3 separate regions of the Homo sapiens genome follow, and all the other regions are linked to region 2. Evidence: read pairs that join two places in POLR2A ChIA-PET (ENCODE). Cell type or tissue: OCI-LY7. All regions are shown on one strand.

Region 1 (5,000 bases), 75 kb before region 2:
AGTTATGTGATTCTTATTTGTTAAAGTAACAAGTTCAGAGTGTTTTCCTCTGAATAAGAATAGAGTCTACTAAGAAAATAATCAAAAGACTTTCAGCTTCTAGGTTCCTCTGTAATTTCATGCATTTTGAAGAACTTTCTGTTGTTTTGTAATATAGGGCCTACAGCATTATATAATTTTAAAAAATCCTATTCTTTGCAATGATTTATAATGCAAATATTTATTAATAATTGTGAGACTAATCTCTTTACAAACTAGTGAGATTTTGTGATAGTCTTAAAAAATGATGTAATTTGTTTATCTGAATTAATTTATTTAGGTTGTCCCATAAGCTTCCTGAAAAAAAAAATATTTTTCCAATTCTTTCCATCTTCTCCAAAGAGGATTACAGGTGTGAGCTACTGAGTCCATCCCTGATGATTTATTAATAATTATCATTGACTTTGAGATATGTATACATACATTTGAATAAAGATATATCCTGGGACCCTTCTTCAAACAAATAGTGAAGCCGCACTGAAGAGCAGATTTAGCAGAGAATAGCAGAAAGCACCGCACAAGGAGTCTGAAGACTTAGCTTCTAGTTCTGACTCCCACTTACTATCTATAAAATCTCAGATATCTACAATCTCTTTAGTAGAGCTTACCTCTTTCTTAACCATCTATTTTCTCATCTTCATAATGAAATAATAATAATATTTATCCTGTCAAATAAGATAGTAGGTACAATGATCTTTTAGAAACCACGAAGATAAAAATGATCAAGACATCTGGATATCAGGTGGTGGTATTAATAGTTTTGTTGTTGTGAGTTTATTTGTGTTACACAACAGATCTGGGGTGCCTGTTGCCAAGTGTGGGGGCAGAGCCAACTGCAATAAATGTGGAGTGTGCCTCTCTAGACTGTGGTACAGATACAGATGCGACTTCACTGCTCTTTTCCTAGGTAGATGGACTCTAGCTGGGGCTTTTTCTGGCTAGCCCAATACTCATCCAGCAGGCTCTACATCAGGATTTGGGGTGAACCTTGGCAGAGATTTAGCTTGTTTCTGAGTTAAAGGAACTGAAAGAAGCTGTGGGAAAGGTATGGGAGACTCTGGAAAAGGGATTGAAAAAATGAAGGTACTATGATATTAAGTCCTATGTTCATTGGTATTCCCAGAGTGTTGGGTATTGTTTTGAACTGTAAGGTGTTGTGAGGCACCTTTCTTTGGACAGTAAGTTTATTGTAAGAACTATCTTTCACAGAATTCCTGTTCATTACCATGGCAAAATCTCCTGCCCCCACTGCCACGTCTAACAGTATTTGGAGTAATCAAAGAGTAAGCAAGAGCCTGAAGGTTAATGTATTAAAATGATGTGATTCAGTGCCTTTGATGTTTGACTTTGTAATGCGGCATCTGGAGCACATACTATAAGCAGGAGGGTGAGGTGATGGCGACGGTTAACATGCAAGTGTGAACTGCTGAACCCTGAGAAGGTCTGTCTATTCTGGCATCAGTGGAGATACAGATCCTCAGAACCCAGGCGACTTGATGATGTTGTTGGAAAAATGGTAAGAAGCTAAGGAAACTGCGAATAAAATGGATTAGACAGGAAAATGAGACTGGAACACAGAGAATCTAGGATAGTGGAGATTGGAAGGGCCTCAGAATAAGGACCTGGAAGAAAGAGCACAAGCCTGCTCTAGGAAAACCTTGTGGCCAGGTGGTGGCTACACAGACATCTGGTTCAACCAGAAGTCAAAAGGCAGAGTATCTCGTATTCAAACAGAGGATCCAGCACCATCAACTGTTCAGAGTGCTTCTTTATCAGTCTTGGATCTTCAGATAAACTACAGCGAGAAGCCTTACCCCTATGCAGGAGGGCCTAGGGGAAGAGTTCATGCCCCTGACGGGTGAATGGTTTGAGGTATCTGGAAGGTCTGGTCTGGGCTTTAACCTGGTGCTTGCTAAAGGTGGGGTCCATACCTCAAAACTGTCATCTCTAGAAATGAGTTTGATTATAAGGGTCTGGAGGGAGGAGAGGAGCATGTTGAGGGGTGAAAGAATTCAACAGTTACTTGGATGCCGTCCTCAACCCTTGGATGATCAGCTATTACCTGAAAGCGTTAAAGTAACAGGAGGATCACTTGACTGTCGGTGAATCTTTCCCTTAGTCCTGTACTTTTTGTGCCTTGGGAGCTGTCTGCCCCGGGACTGATGTTTGAGGAGTATGGAGACACAGAGTGGCAGGGTGAGGAGAACAAAATGTCAAAATTGGGTGTAATGCTGGTTTCTCACTTATCAGACACATGACCCAGAGGAAGTTGCTTTATCCCTCTAATTGCTTTAGTTTCATCTATATGAAACTAATGCCTGTGAGACAGTAGTTTTGTAAAGAAGAAATTAGAATGTCTAGAAATGTCCTGTAAATGACCTGAATTAATGTATATGAGTCATAGAACTTTGCACAAAATGGATGTTTTTAAAAATGCCCTGGGAGTTGGCTTAACATCTAAAAATAAGTTAATGTAATGCACCACTTTAAGAGAATAAGAGACAAAAAACCCTACATGATCATTTCAATAGATGTGGAAAAGAATTGACAGAGTCCAACACCCTTCTGTAATAAAAATAATTAACAAACTAAGAATAGGAGGGAACTTCCTCAGCCTGAAAACCCAAAGTTAGGACCATACTTCACGGTGAAAGATTGGATGCTTTCACTCTATGATCAAGTACAATGCAAGGATGTCTGCTCCTGCCACTTCTCTTCAACATTGTACTAGAAGATCTAGCCAGGGCAATTAAGCTAGAAAAAGAAATGAAAGTCATCCATATTGGAAAGAAGAAGTGAAACTATCTCTATTTGCAGATGACATGATCTTGTATATATAAAACACTAAGGAATACACACATACAAAAACAAACTATTAGAACTAATAAGTTCAACAAAGCTGTGGGATATAAGGTCAATATATAAAAATGAATTTTGTTTCTATACACTAACACTGAAGAATCTGAAAATGAAATTTAAAAAACAACAATTAAGAAAGAAAAATACTTAGGAAAAAAGTGTAACACACGTACAGTGAAAACTACAAAACATCATTGAAAGAAATAAGACCTAAATGGAAAGACATCCCATGTTCATGGATTGGAAAACATAATGTTGTTAAGATGGCAGTGCTATCCAACCTGATCCAACAGATTCAATGCAATCCCTATCACAATTTCAGCTGTGTGTTGTAGTTGTTTTTACAGAAATTGACAAGCTGATTCTAAAATTAATATGAAAATGCAAAGACCCACAATAACCAAAACAATCTTGAAAAGGAACAAAGTTGGAGGCCTTACACTTCTCAATTTCAAAATTTACTACAAAGCTACAATAATCAAGATGGTGTGGTACTGGCATGAGGATATACATATAAGATCAAGAGAATAAAATTGAGAGTCCAAAAATAAACACATTATAATTGTATTATTTTTCTAGTTCTCTCATAATAACCAGAAATTTAGTGGCTGGAGACACAGATTTATTATCTTACAGTTCTGTAGGTCAGAGGTCTATCACAAGTCCCACCAGGCCAAAATTAAGGCACTGACAGGGCTGCATTCCTTTCTGTAGACTCTGGGTAGAATACATTTTCTTGCCTTTTTCAACTTCTAGAAGCAGCCTACATTCTTTGACTCATTGTTCCCTTCCTCTATTTTCAAAGTTAAGAGAGGCAAGTCAAGTTGTTCTCACATCACATCACTCTGACTTTTTCTGTAGTCACATTCCCTCTGACTCTGAATTCTTCTGTCTCTCTGTTTCACTTTTAGTGATGCTTATGATTACATTGGGCTCATCCAGATACTGCAGGATTATTTTCCTATATTAAGGTGGGCTAAATGGCAACCTTGATTCCATCTGCAACTTTAATTCTCCTTTGACATGTAACATATTACATCTGTAGATTCCACGAATTAGGATGTTGTGTGTGTGTAGGGGGTCACATTGTTCTGATTATTACAATGGCCAGTTGCGTTTTGACAAAGATGCCACGACAAGTCAATAGGGAAAGAATAGTCTTTTCAATAAATGGTGCTAGAACGACTAGATATACACATGTAAAAAAAATGAAGTTGGATTCCCTACCTCATACCACATATAAAAACTCAAAATGGATCAGGGACCTAAATGTAAGAACTAAAATGATAAAAATTCTTAGAAGAAAATGTAGGAGTAAATGTGACCTTGGGTTAGGCAATAGTTCCTTAGATATGCTACCAAAAGCACAAGCAACAAAAGAAAAAAGTTACATATTGGACTTCACCAAAATTAAAAAGACTTTTTGCTTCAAAGGACACCATCAAGAAAGTGAAAAGACAACCTACAGAATGGGAGAAAATATTTGCGAGAACTCGTATCCATTTGCAAAAAGACTTGTATCCAAAATATAAAAGAATTCTTAAAACTCAACAATAAGAAAACCCAATTTAAAAATGGGCAAAAGGTCTGAACAGATGCCTCACCAAAGAAGATATACAGATGGCAAATAAACATATGACAAGATGAAACATCATTTGTCATTAGAGAATTTTAAATGAAGAGATACCACTACACACCGATTAGAATGGCTAAAATACATACACACACACACACACACACACCAAACAAATACCAAATGCTGACAAGAATGTGGAGAAGCAGGAACTCTCTTTCACTGCTAGCAGAAACACCAACTGTTATATCCACTTTGGAAGACAGTTTGACAGTTTCTTACAAAATTAAACATAATCTTACCATATAACCCAGTAATTAAGCTCCTAGGTCTTTACTCAATTGGTTTGAAAATTTAAGTCCACTCAAAAACCTGCATATGAATGCTTAGAGTGGCAATTTATAATTGCTAAAAATTGGAAGCAACCAAATGTCCTTCAATAGGTGAATGGATAAACAAATTGTACATTTATACAAAGGAAAATTATTCAGCAGTAAAAAGAAATGGGCTATCAAGCCATAAAAAGACA
Region 2 (5,000 bases):
GCTCAGTCACAGGATGGAAGCAGGTGTGTGTGTGTGTGCGTGGAGTGTGGGTAATATGTAAGGATAGGCATCTCCCCAGCTTTTTTGGGGGGAGGAGAGCATCCAGCTGGGTATCCTCCCGGGTCCTACCAGCCTGTCAGGCAGGAGGGGAGACCTGGGAGAGACTGACTTAGGCTGACCTGGGGTGGATCGACCCCGAGGCCCTCCCTGAGATCTGAGCTGGCATCTGCTTCCGCACCGTCGTTCTGACTCCTCTACCCAGGACTAGTTACGGTCACCATCACAGTCAGTAGGACTGTCAATCATTGTTTTAAGTACTGATGTATATCCACCTAGTTGGTCCTCATTTTACACATAGGGAAACGGAGGCAGAGAGGGCTTAAATAGTCTAAGGTCACAGGGTGAACACGCACTCAGTCACTCCCTTCTGTGGCACTGCCTCAGGGGGCCACATGTGCTGGGAAATGCTGTTGTCCTGAAGCAGCTCAGCAACTGCTGGGTCAAGAGAGGGGCAGGTAAGGCGCTGAGGGCCTTGGAGGAAGGAGGACCACGACGACAGCTGTGTGGTGTGTACAGTTGTGTGGGGTGTTTGTGTGGGGTGTGGGGGGTGTATTTGTGTATGATGTGTGTGACGTGGCATATGTGTGGTGCATGTGTATGTGTGGTGCGTGTGCATGTATGATGTGGTGTATGTGTGGTGAGTAATGTGTGTGTTGTCTTTGCGTGTGATGTTTGTGTGTGGTGTGGTGTATGTGGTATGTGTATTGTGAGTGGTGTATGGTGTGAGTGGCATGTGTGAGTGATGTGTGTGTGTGTGGTGTGTAGTGTGTTTATGTGGTGTGTGTGTTGTGGTGTATGTGGTGTGTGTGTGTGTGATGTGTGTGGTTGTGTATGTGGTCTGTGTGATGTGCGTGAGTTGTGTGTGTGTGAATGGTGTCTGTGGTGTGTGTGAATGGTGTGTGCTGTAGTGTAGGTGGTGTGTGTGAGTGGGGTGTGTCTGTTTTGTGCGTGTGAGTGGTGCATGTAGTGCATGTGTGCTGTGGTGTGTGTGAGTTGTGTGTGTGCTGTGGTGTGTGAGTGGTGTGTGTGGTGAGTGGTTGTGGTGTGTGTGGTGTGTGTGTGGTGTGTGTGTGCTGTGGTGTGTGTGGTATGTGTGTGTTGTGGTGTGAGTGGTTTGTGTGTGGTGTGTTTGTGTGGTGTATGTGGTGTATGTGATGTGTGTGTGCTGTGTGTGGTGTGTGAGTGGTGTGTGCTGTGGTGTGTGAGTGGCGTGTGTAATGTATGTGTGCTGTGGTGTGTGTGGTGTGTGTGAGTGGTATGTGTGATGTGTCTGTGTGCTGTGGTGTGTGCGTGGTGCGTGAATGGTGTGTGAGTGGTGCGTGTGAGTGGTGTGTGTGTGTGCTGTGGTGTGTGCTGTGGTGTGTGTGGTGTGAGTGGTGTGTGCTGTGGTGTGTGTGATGTGTGTGAGTGGTGTGTGTGCTGTGGTGTGTATGCTGTGAGTGGTGTGTGCTGTGGTGTGTGTGATGTGTGTGTGCTGTGGTGTGTGTGTGGTGTGAGTGGTGTGTGTGAGTGGTGTGTGTGTGTGGTGTGTGTGTGCTGTGGTGTGTGTGATGTGTGTGTGCGCGTGTGAGGGAAGGAATTTCGGAGGAGGAGGTGGCAGGTGGCAGGTGGCGCAGGTGGCAGGTGGCGCCGGCACTTAGCCACCAAGGGTGGAGGAGGGCCTTCAGGAGGAGGAAACTAGCGGCGAGCAGGGGGTCAGAGGAGGTAAACGCTGTGAACATACCGCCAAGTCCCCATGCTGGGGGTGCAAAACATTGTCATGAAGGATAAGATTGGGGGGCTAGCTAGGACAAGATTGTGGAGGACACTGATTATCAAGCTGGAATTATGCAATTTCTGTCGAGAGCACCTGGTCACCACCGCAGGTCTTTAAGCAGCTATGGATGGGAGGCGACCCTGGCAGCGGCGGGCGAAGATGAGTTAGAAGGGGACAGGAATGAGACAAGAGGAAGGGAGGGAAGAGACGAGGTGGGGAGGACGGGAAGGCGTGCAGGGAGTGGGCCGGTGCGAGAGGGACATGGGATGGAGTCCACAGGGGAAGAGCTGGGGACTCCAGGTTTTCTGGTCAGGAGAGACTGGAGACGCCACTGACAGAAAGAGGAGGAACAGGTGTGGGGAGAACTGATGTTTCTTCGACCAGAGCCATCTGCGGAAACATCGTCTCCTCCGTGGGGCCCAGCTTTCATTCCTCACAGCAGTGATCACTGCATGGCAAACAATCACATTCATCTATTATTTGTTTCTTGTCTTTGCTCAATCAGCATATAAGAGAGTACGAATTCCATCTGCCGTGTTCACAGCGCCATCCCCAGAACCTACAACAGTGTCGGCTTCTAGTAGGTGATCGCTAAATATTTTTTGAGTAAATAAACGAATGACTCATGTCGTGCTGGAGGGGGACTGTGGGACAAGCATCCAGGAGGACTGGAGATCTCCAGGAGGGACGTCTGAGCAAACAAGAATGTCCCACACGTGGAGGTCACTAAGCCCAGGCTGTGTCTGAGATGGTTCTAAGAGAGTAAGAGAGAATGCACAGAAAGAAACCGGATCACCTCCTATGCCCCCAGCGCCTGCACAAAGCCTGGCACACAGCAGGTGTTGCGTGTTGGTTGACTGAATTAATAGATGAACCTGCTCTTCGGCGAGGAGTGAGACTTCCTGTGCATAAGGGGCTCGAGCAGGAAGACAGCTGGCCGAGAGCGTGCGCTGGGGTCCAGAAGGTTGCCTCAGCTTCACAGGTGCCCATGGGTAACGTGTTGTGGTTCCCCGGAGACTCTGGGCGGGAGGAAGTGGGACCATAGAGAGGGGCCCACTTGGGTAGAGCGTCTACCTCCGAGAGGTGGAACTTCATTGGGCGAGTGGGTAGCCAATGAGGAAGCTCCCTGAGGAAGAGCCCGCCCCTGGAACTGGGCCGAGGCACCGCCCCCGCGGAGGAAGCCCCGCCTCTCCCCGTCCCTAACACTGAGGCCCCAGAGGCGAACTGTCGGGACTCCCGGGCTGCTTGGTGGCCTGAGAGGCCCCCGAAGGGCTCTGGGCTGCGCCTTCATCCGCTGCTTTCCTGTGTGACAACCCCAGACCTCATCCTTCAGGGGGTCTCCATTGCCTCAGGTTCCTCTTTTTTTCGAGACGGAGTTTCAGTGTTGACTCCCAGGCTGGAGTGCAGTGGCGTGATCTCGGCTCACTGCAACCTCCACCTCCCGGGTTCAAGCGACTCTCCTGCCTCAGCCTCCCGAGTAGCTGGGATTACAGGCGCCCGCCACCACGCCCAGCTAATTTTTGCATTTTTAGTAGAGACGGGTTTCACCATGTTGGCCAGGCTGGTCTCGAACTCCTGACCTCAGGTGATCCACCCGTCTGGGTCTCCCAAAGTGCTGGCATGAGCCACCGCGCCTGGCAGGTTCCTTTTCATCTAGAAAGAGGCCTTCAAGGGTTAGCTCTGGTTTAACAAAATGGATTCAGTGCTTCCTGTACCAGGCGCTGGTCTACGCTCTTTTTTGCTTTTTCTTTCCCTCCCTCCCTCCCTCCCTCCCTTCCTTCCTTCCTTCCTTCCTTCCTTCCTTCCTTCCCTCCCTCCCTCCCTCCTTCCTTCCTTCCTTTTTTCCTTCTCTTCTCTTCCCTTCTCTTCCTTTCTGTTTCTTTCCCATAATGCATTTATTTTGTCATACTTTTAGTGACACGGGAGCTTTCAGAATGCAGACTTGAAGATACACGGTGATCTATGTGAATGGTCTGGGCTCTGAGGAAACACCTTCAGACCCTCTCCTCATGGGCCTCACCATCTATGGGTGGAAACACAGTAAACAAACCCGCAGTCTCTTCTATAATTACACATTGAATAAGTGTGTCAAGAAACAAAATAATGGGGCATAATTCAGGTAGCAATACTGGGAAAGTGACATTTGAGCTGAACTAGAGAGCAGGGCACTATTGGCAGTTGGAGAAGTCTCCACGCTGAGGGAACAACATGAGAGAAGTCCCCAAAGCTGAGATGAGTGTGCTGCATGTAGGGCGAAGCAGCCAGGCTAGACGGGGAGGTCCGAGGTAAGAGCAGAGGAGAGCAGGCCGTGCAGAACTCCTTCGAATGTTTTTATAATAGGAGTTTAGATGGTTTTTTTCTCGGGATACTGGGAAGCCACTGAATATTTTTACAGGGAAGCACCATGTGATTTTCAAATAATTACTCTGACTTTGTGTGTAGAACAACTTGGGGAAGAGCAAGAAGATTTCTGTTGAGGTGGCTGAATTTTCCTCTTTATGGCAATTAGAGGCAATTTGAGATGAGGCAACACCCAGAACCTTGAGTTGAAGGGCAGTACATCAGAAGAGGCACAGATTATCCCTAATCCTCTCCAGAAATATATGAGCTTGTGTGTGGCCTTGGGCAAACGACTTTCAGGACTGAGAGAAGGAGTGGAGGGAGGGGGGAATGCATGGGATGTCTCACAAGCCACATAGGTCTGCCCAGGTGTCCCGCATATCCCAGTGCATTCCCTATAACCTGTCCCAGAGTGGTTTTCCTTTTTCTATCACAATCCCAATTTTCCCAGCTGAACCATTCTCCAGTCCTGGGCTGGGTTCTGCCATTTCCTTGCTAGAAGCCTCCAGCCTTCTTGCTTCCATTTTCTGGTTCCTGAGAGGCACTTGCCTGTAAGAAATCTGACTCTCTGAATCCATAGTTGAATCAGGGTTCAAGCAGTTCATAGCAAGTGAAAAATGTCCTGTCTGGCCACCCAGCAGTGATTGGAGAGGAGGCTGAGTTGATGGTCCTCCAGGCTGTACAGACCATGAGAGCAGGGATGTAGCAGGTCCTCAATAAGTTACTTGTTGTTTGGATGGTACCTTCATCATGATTTATCAATTCTAACGTGCCATCAACTGTAGGAAACACTGTCAATTCATCGACAACTTTGCAGGACATACAAAAGATAGACATGACATTA
Region 3 (5,000 bases), 510 kb before region 2:
CACTTTATAGAAAGGGAAACACAGGTCTTGAGAGGGAAAATTACTGCCCCAACATTCCAGATCATGTCTCATAAGGAACACAGGCTATTCACTCTCACACTATACACTTCCTAAATACAAGGTATTGTGATTAATGCTGGGCAGGAGAAAGATGAGTAAGATAAAAACCTGACCTTCAAGCCCTCATTAGTACCTACACACCAGTGCCAACAAAACTGACAACTCCAAATGCCTATCAGATATCTCCTGCTGTATGTCCTATAAACACCTTAAAGTCAGTGTCCCAAACTGAACTCATTTTCTTTTCGGAAGCTGTTCCTCCTCAATTGTTCTCTGAGTTATGCAATTTCATTCATCCAAATGCCTTCAAATCCTTGTCTTTTCTGTTCTTCACCCCATATCTCCAAAATGCTGTCAATTCCACCCCCTAAATATCTTTCAAATCTATCTCCTCCTCTTCATCCATACAAGGACTTCCCCTAGTCCAGTCCCTCATTTTAGGTCTGGACGATCTTAACAGCTGTCAAGTGGTTTGCCTGTCTCCTATAAACTTTCTTACTTATTTATTTAGAGACAAAGTCTCACTCTGTCGCCCAGGTTGGAGTGCAGTGGCACGAGCTTGGCTCACTACTACCTCCGCCTCCCAGATTCAAGCAATTCTCCTGCCTCAGCCTCCCGAGTAGCTGGGATTATAGGTGCCCACCACCATGCCCAGCTAATTTTTGTATTTTTAGTAGAGATGGGGTTTTGCCATGTTGGCCAGGCTGGTCTTGAACTCCTGGCCTCAAGTGATCCACCCACCTCGGCCTCCCAAAGTGCTGGGATTACAGGCAAGAGCCATTGCGCCCGGCCTCCTACAAACTTTCAAAGTGATCTTCCTTTCCACCATCTCTTCCCTGCCTAAAATTACCCTTCTCTGTGCCAAAGTGCCAGCCATACCAAACTGCCTCCAGTTCAACTAGTGAATCTCCGTATATCTATACCTTTATAGATGCCACCTACTTTTTCCTAAAACTTCCTTTCCTCCTTGCTGGTCTTCTACTCATCCTTCAAAACTCCATCTAAGTGTCATCCTTTCTGGAAAGGCTTCACACAAACCTCAGGTCCTCCTCCCCCACGTTTCTCAGTTGCTGCCTCGCTCTGAGCGTTATGGCCCTCCCATTCACAGATATACTGTTGCTCAGCTCCACTGCTCGCTCATCCCTCCCTGCCATGCTATACCCTCCATTCAAAAAGTAAAATCAGGGGCAAGGAATAAGAGATTTGTTTTATGGAATTTTTTAAAAAGTTTTTACATTTTTGGAGATGGGATCTTGCTATGTTGCCCAAGCTAGAGTGCAGTAGCTATTCACAAGCACGATCATAGCTCATTGCAGCCTGGAACTCCTGGGCTCAAGCAACCCCCCCACCTCAGCCTCCTAAGTAGCTGGAACTACAGGCATACACCACTGAGCCAGACTTGGAACATGTTAAACTTCTCTAAATCAACATAAAATTTCACCTCATGGACTCTGATCTCAATGTTCATGTTTCAGTAAGTGTATCAATATTTAGAACTTGTAATCAGGAATCCAGAGACACTTCAGTAAGGATTCCAATTCTAGGGGTGCCATCCTTTAGATGAGGGTAAACTCTGAAATTCACTGGAAATTCCATCAGTAGCCCTCTGCTGTTGGTACCTCAACACTCTCTTAGGCTAAAATTCTGTGACCATGCAAACGGTCCCATCATTAGGTCCACTCTGAATTTATAATCCCCAGTAAAAGCTAATTTCACCCAATGGCAAACACTTACAATATAACGAAACGGGCATTCCACCAAGAGAGTTATATTCAGAAGACCCAAGCACTATCTGATCTTTTTTTTTTTTTTTTTGAGACAGAGTCTTGCTCTGCCACCCAGGCTGGAGTGCAGTGGTGCAATCTCGGCTCACTGCGACCTCCGCCTCCTGGGTTCAAGCAATTCTCCTGCCTCAGCCTCCCGAGTAGCTGGGATTACATGCATGTGCCACCATGCTGGGCTAATTTTTTCTATTTTTAGTAGACATGGGGTTTCACCATGCTAGCCAGACTGGTCTCGAACTCCTGACCTCATGATCCACCCGCCTCGGCCTCCCAAAGTGCTGGGATTACAGGCATGAGCCACCGCACGTGGCCGCACTATCTAATCTTTAAAGAGACAAAAATATTCTTCCAAAAATGGTTGTCGTAAGTGTTCTTGTATATAATCCTTCTTCCAGTGATCAAATTTGAGCTGAAAAAATTGTTGGTAATATTTAATTTGCTGAGGCAAAACAAATCATTCATGGTTTGTCAATTTGTATTTATTTTACAAAGAACAGTAAATGTTCCATCTGGCAGTACTAAAATGCTTATTTACCAGGTTACTCAAAGGTTATTCTACCTAAACTGAGAGCAAGCTGGCCATATAAATAAATGGTGAAAAATACAACAATGTTACCTAGAAACCTAAAAAACCTTAAAAAGTCAAAGCTTTTTCAAGGAAAGAAGTTAAATCTTAAAAATAAAATTAAGGTAAAATGCCTTTTTAAGGGGAGGTTTTAAAAAATAATTTTAATTAACTAAATTTTTGATCAGGTAGTATATTCACATGGTTTAAAATTGAAAAGTCACAAGAGGTTAAGTAGCAATAAGTCTTTTCATCTGTGTTCCCCAGCTAGCTAGTTCTTTTCCCTGGAAGCAGTTACTGGTTTCCTATCTGTCCTTCCATGGATAAACTATGATAATATAAATAAATATATGGCTCACGCCTGTAATCCCAACACTTTGGGAGGCCGAGCTGGGTGGATCACGAGAGGTCAGGAATTCAAGAACAGCCTGGCCAACATGGTGAAACCCCATCTCTACTAAACATACAAAAAAAATTAGCCAGGTGTTGTGGCACACACCTATAGTCCCAGCTACTTGGGAGGCTGAGGCAGGAGAATCACTTGAACACATGAGGCGGAGCTTGCGGTGAGCCAAGATGGTGCCACTGCACTCCAACCTGGGCAACAGAATAAGTCTCTATCTAAATATATATATATATGATGTGTATATATATGATGTATGTATGTGTATACATACACACATACACAACGTATATTACAAAATTGGTAACATATTCTATAAACTGTTGGGGCAAAGCTTACTTTTTTTTTTTTTTAAAATACAGTCTCCCTCTGTTGCCCAGGCTAGAGTGCAGTGACATGACCTTGGCTCACTGCAACTTCCACCTCCCCAGTTCAAGAGATTCTTGTGCCTCAGCCTCCTGAGTAGCTGGGATTACAGGTGCCCGCCACCACACCCACCAAATTTTTTTGTATTTTTAGCAGAGACGGGGTTTCACCATGTTGTCCAGGCCAGTCTCAAACTCCTGACCTCACATGATCCACCCACCTCGGCCTCCCAACGTGCTAGGATTACAGGCATGAGCCACCGCGCCCAGCCACAAATCTTACTTTTTAAAATGCTTTTAATTATGACTCAAATGGTAGAATGAGAACATTTAAAGATATTGGAAATATCAAATCTAAAAGTGCAAAATTTTGGAAATTGCTGGCCATCAGCTTTTCAAATATACAAAGAGTTATAAGAGCCCTAAAATTTAGCAAAAACATTCAACTTTGGCTGGGCACAGTGGCTCATGCCTGTAATCCCAGCACTTTGGGAGGCTGAGGTGGGCGGATCACCTGAGGTCACGAGTTGGAGACCAGCCTGGCCAACATGGTGAAACCCCATCTCTACTAAAAATACAAAACTTAGCAGGGTGTGGTGGCGTGCACCTGCAATCCCAGCACTGAGGAGGCTGTGGCAGGAGAGTTGCTTGAACCTGGGAGGCGGAGGTTGCAGTGAGCCGAGATTACACCATTGCATTCCAGCCTGGGAGACTGATCGAGACTCCATTTCAAAAAAAGAAAAAGAAAAATTAGCCAGGCATGGTAGCGCGTGCCTGTAATCCCAGCTGCTTGGGAGGCTGAGGCACAAGAATCGCTTGAACCCAGGAGGCAGAGGTTGCAGTGAGCTGAGATCGCACCACTGCACTCCAGCCTGGGCAAAAGAGTGAGACTTTGTCTCAAAATAAATAAATAAATAAATAAATAAAAACAAGAAATCTGGCTGGACATGGTGGCTCATGCCTGTAATCCCAGCACTTTGGGAGGCTGAGGCAAGAAGGACTCCTTGAAGTCAGGAGTTCAAGACCAGCCTGGGCAACATAGCAAGACTCCTGTCTCTACAAACAAATTTTTTTTAATTAGCTGAGTGTGGTTGTGCACACCTGCGGTCCTAGCTATTTGGGAGGCTGAGGCAGGAAGATCACTTTAGCCCAGGAGTTTGAGGCTGTAGTGAGTTATGATCATGCCACCGCACTCCAGCCTGAAAGACTGAGCAAGACCCTATCTTTAAAAAAATTAAAATTTAAATCCAGCCTGGGGCAAGTAAATTTCCTTTTGTAAGGAGGCAATCACTTTTCATCAGTACTTACAATGGACAGTCTTGAGTTGAGAGAATGCAAAAAGCTGCTTTCAAGAATTGAGTTTCGGCCGGGCGCAGTGGCTCACGCCTGTAATCCCAGCACTTTGGGAGGACGAGGCGGGCGGATCACCTGAGGCCAGGAGTTCAAGACCTGCCTGGCTAACATGGCAAAACCCCATCTCTACTAAAAATACAAAAATTAGCCAGGCATGGTGGCAGGCGCCTGTAATCCCAGCTACTGGGGAGGCTGAGGCAGGAGAATCACTTGAACCCGGGAGGCGGAGGTTGCAGTGAGCCGAGATCCTGCCACTGCACTCCAGCCTGGGCAACAAGAGTGAGATTCCATCTCAAAAAAAAATAATTGGGTTTCTCAGATTGCCAGTGAGTTCAAGATGAAGGCAAGCTTGTCTATAAACCTGGCCTTAGGTAACATTGTTCTATTTTTCAGTTTACTCATATGGCCAGCTTGCTCTCAGTTTAGGTAGAATAACCTTTGAGTAACTGGTAAGTACGAGGCATTTTAGT

Evidence for each region. Peaks named below come from ENCODE experiments on the same cell type or tissue, not always from the same donor. Only the 100,000 strongest peaks of a DNase experiment are listed, where the experiment ranks them.
Region 1: POLR2A ChIA-PET joins it to region 2 with 8 read pairs; 2 of 35 experiments call an interaction of 5 or more read pairs at or near these places.
Region 3: POLR2A ChIA-PET joins it to region 2 with 9 read pairs; 2 of 35 experiments call an interaction of 5 or more read pairs at or near these places.

What each region holds. Positions count from the first base shown.
Region 1 is chr9:36,688,168-36,693,167 of GRCh38, forward strand. No RefSeq gene overlaps it. Among named protein-coding and RNA genes, the nearest start is that of MELK, 120 kb to the left of the region's middle. In OCI-LY7, no CTCF peak of the experiment used is centred here; a DNase peak (open chromatin) is centred at 2,774.
Region 2 is chr9:36,763,224-36,768,223 of GRCh38, forward strand. No RefSeq gene overlaps it. Among named protein-coding and RNA genes, the nearest start is that of MIR4475, 58 kb to the right of the region's middle. RefSeq lists enhancers at 1,090-1,608, 1,609-2,127, 2,648-2,807. In OCI-LY7, no CTCF peak of the experiment used is centred here; DNase peaks (open chromatin) are centred at 1,708 and 2,818; H3K4me3 peaks cover 1,708 bases; H3K27ac peaks cover 2,363 bases.
Region 3 is chr9:36,250,129-36,255,128 of GRCh38, forward strand. All of the region lies in intron 1 of GNE (glucosamine (UDP-N-acetyl)-2-epimerase/N-acetylmannosamine kinase), which reads right to left. Among named protein-coding and RNA genes, the nearest start is that of GNE, 5.8 kb to the right of the region's middle. In OCI-LY7, no CTCF peak of the experiment used is centred here; no DNase peak of the experiment used is centred here.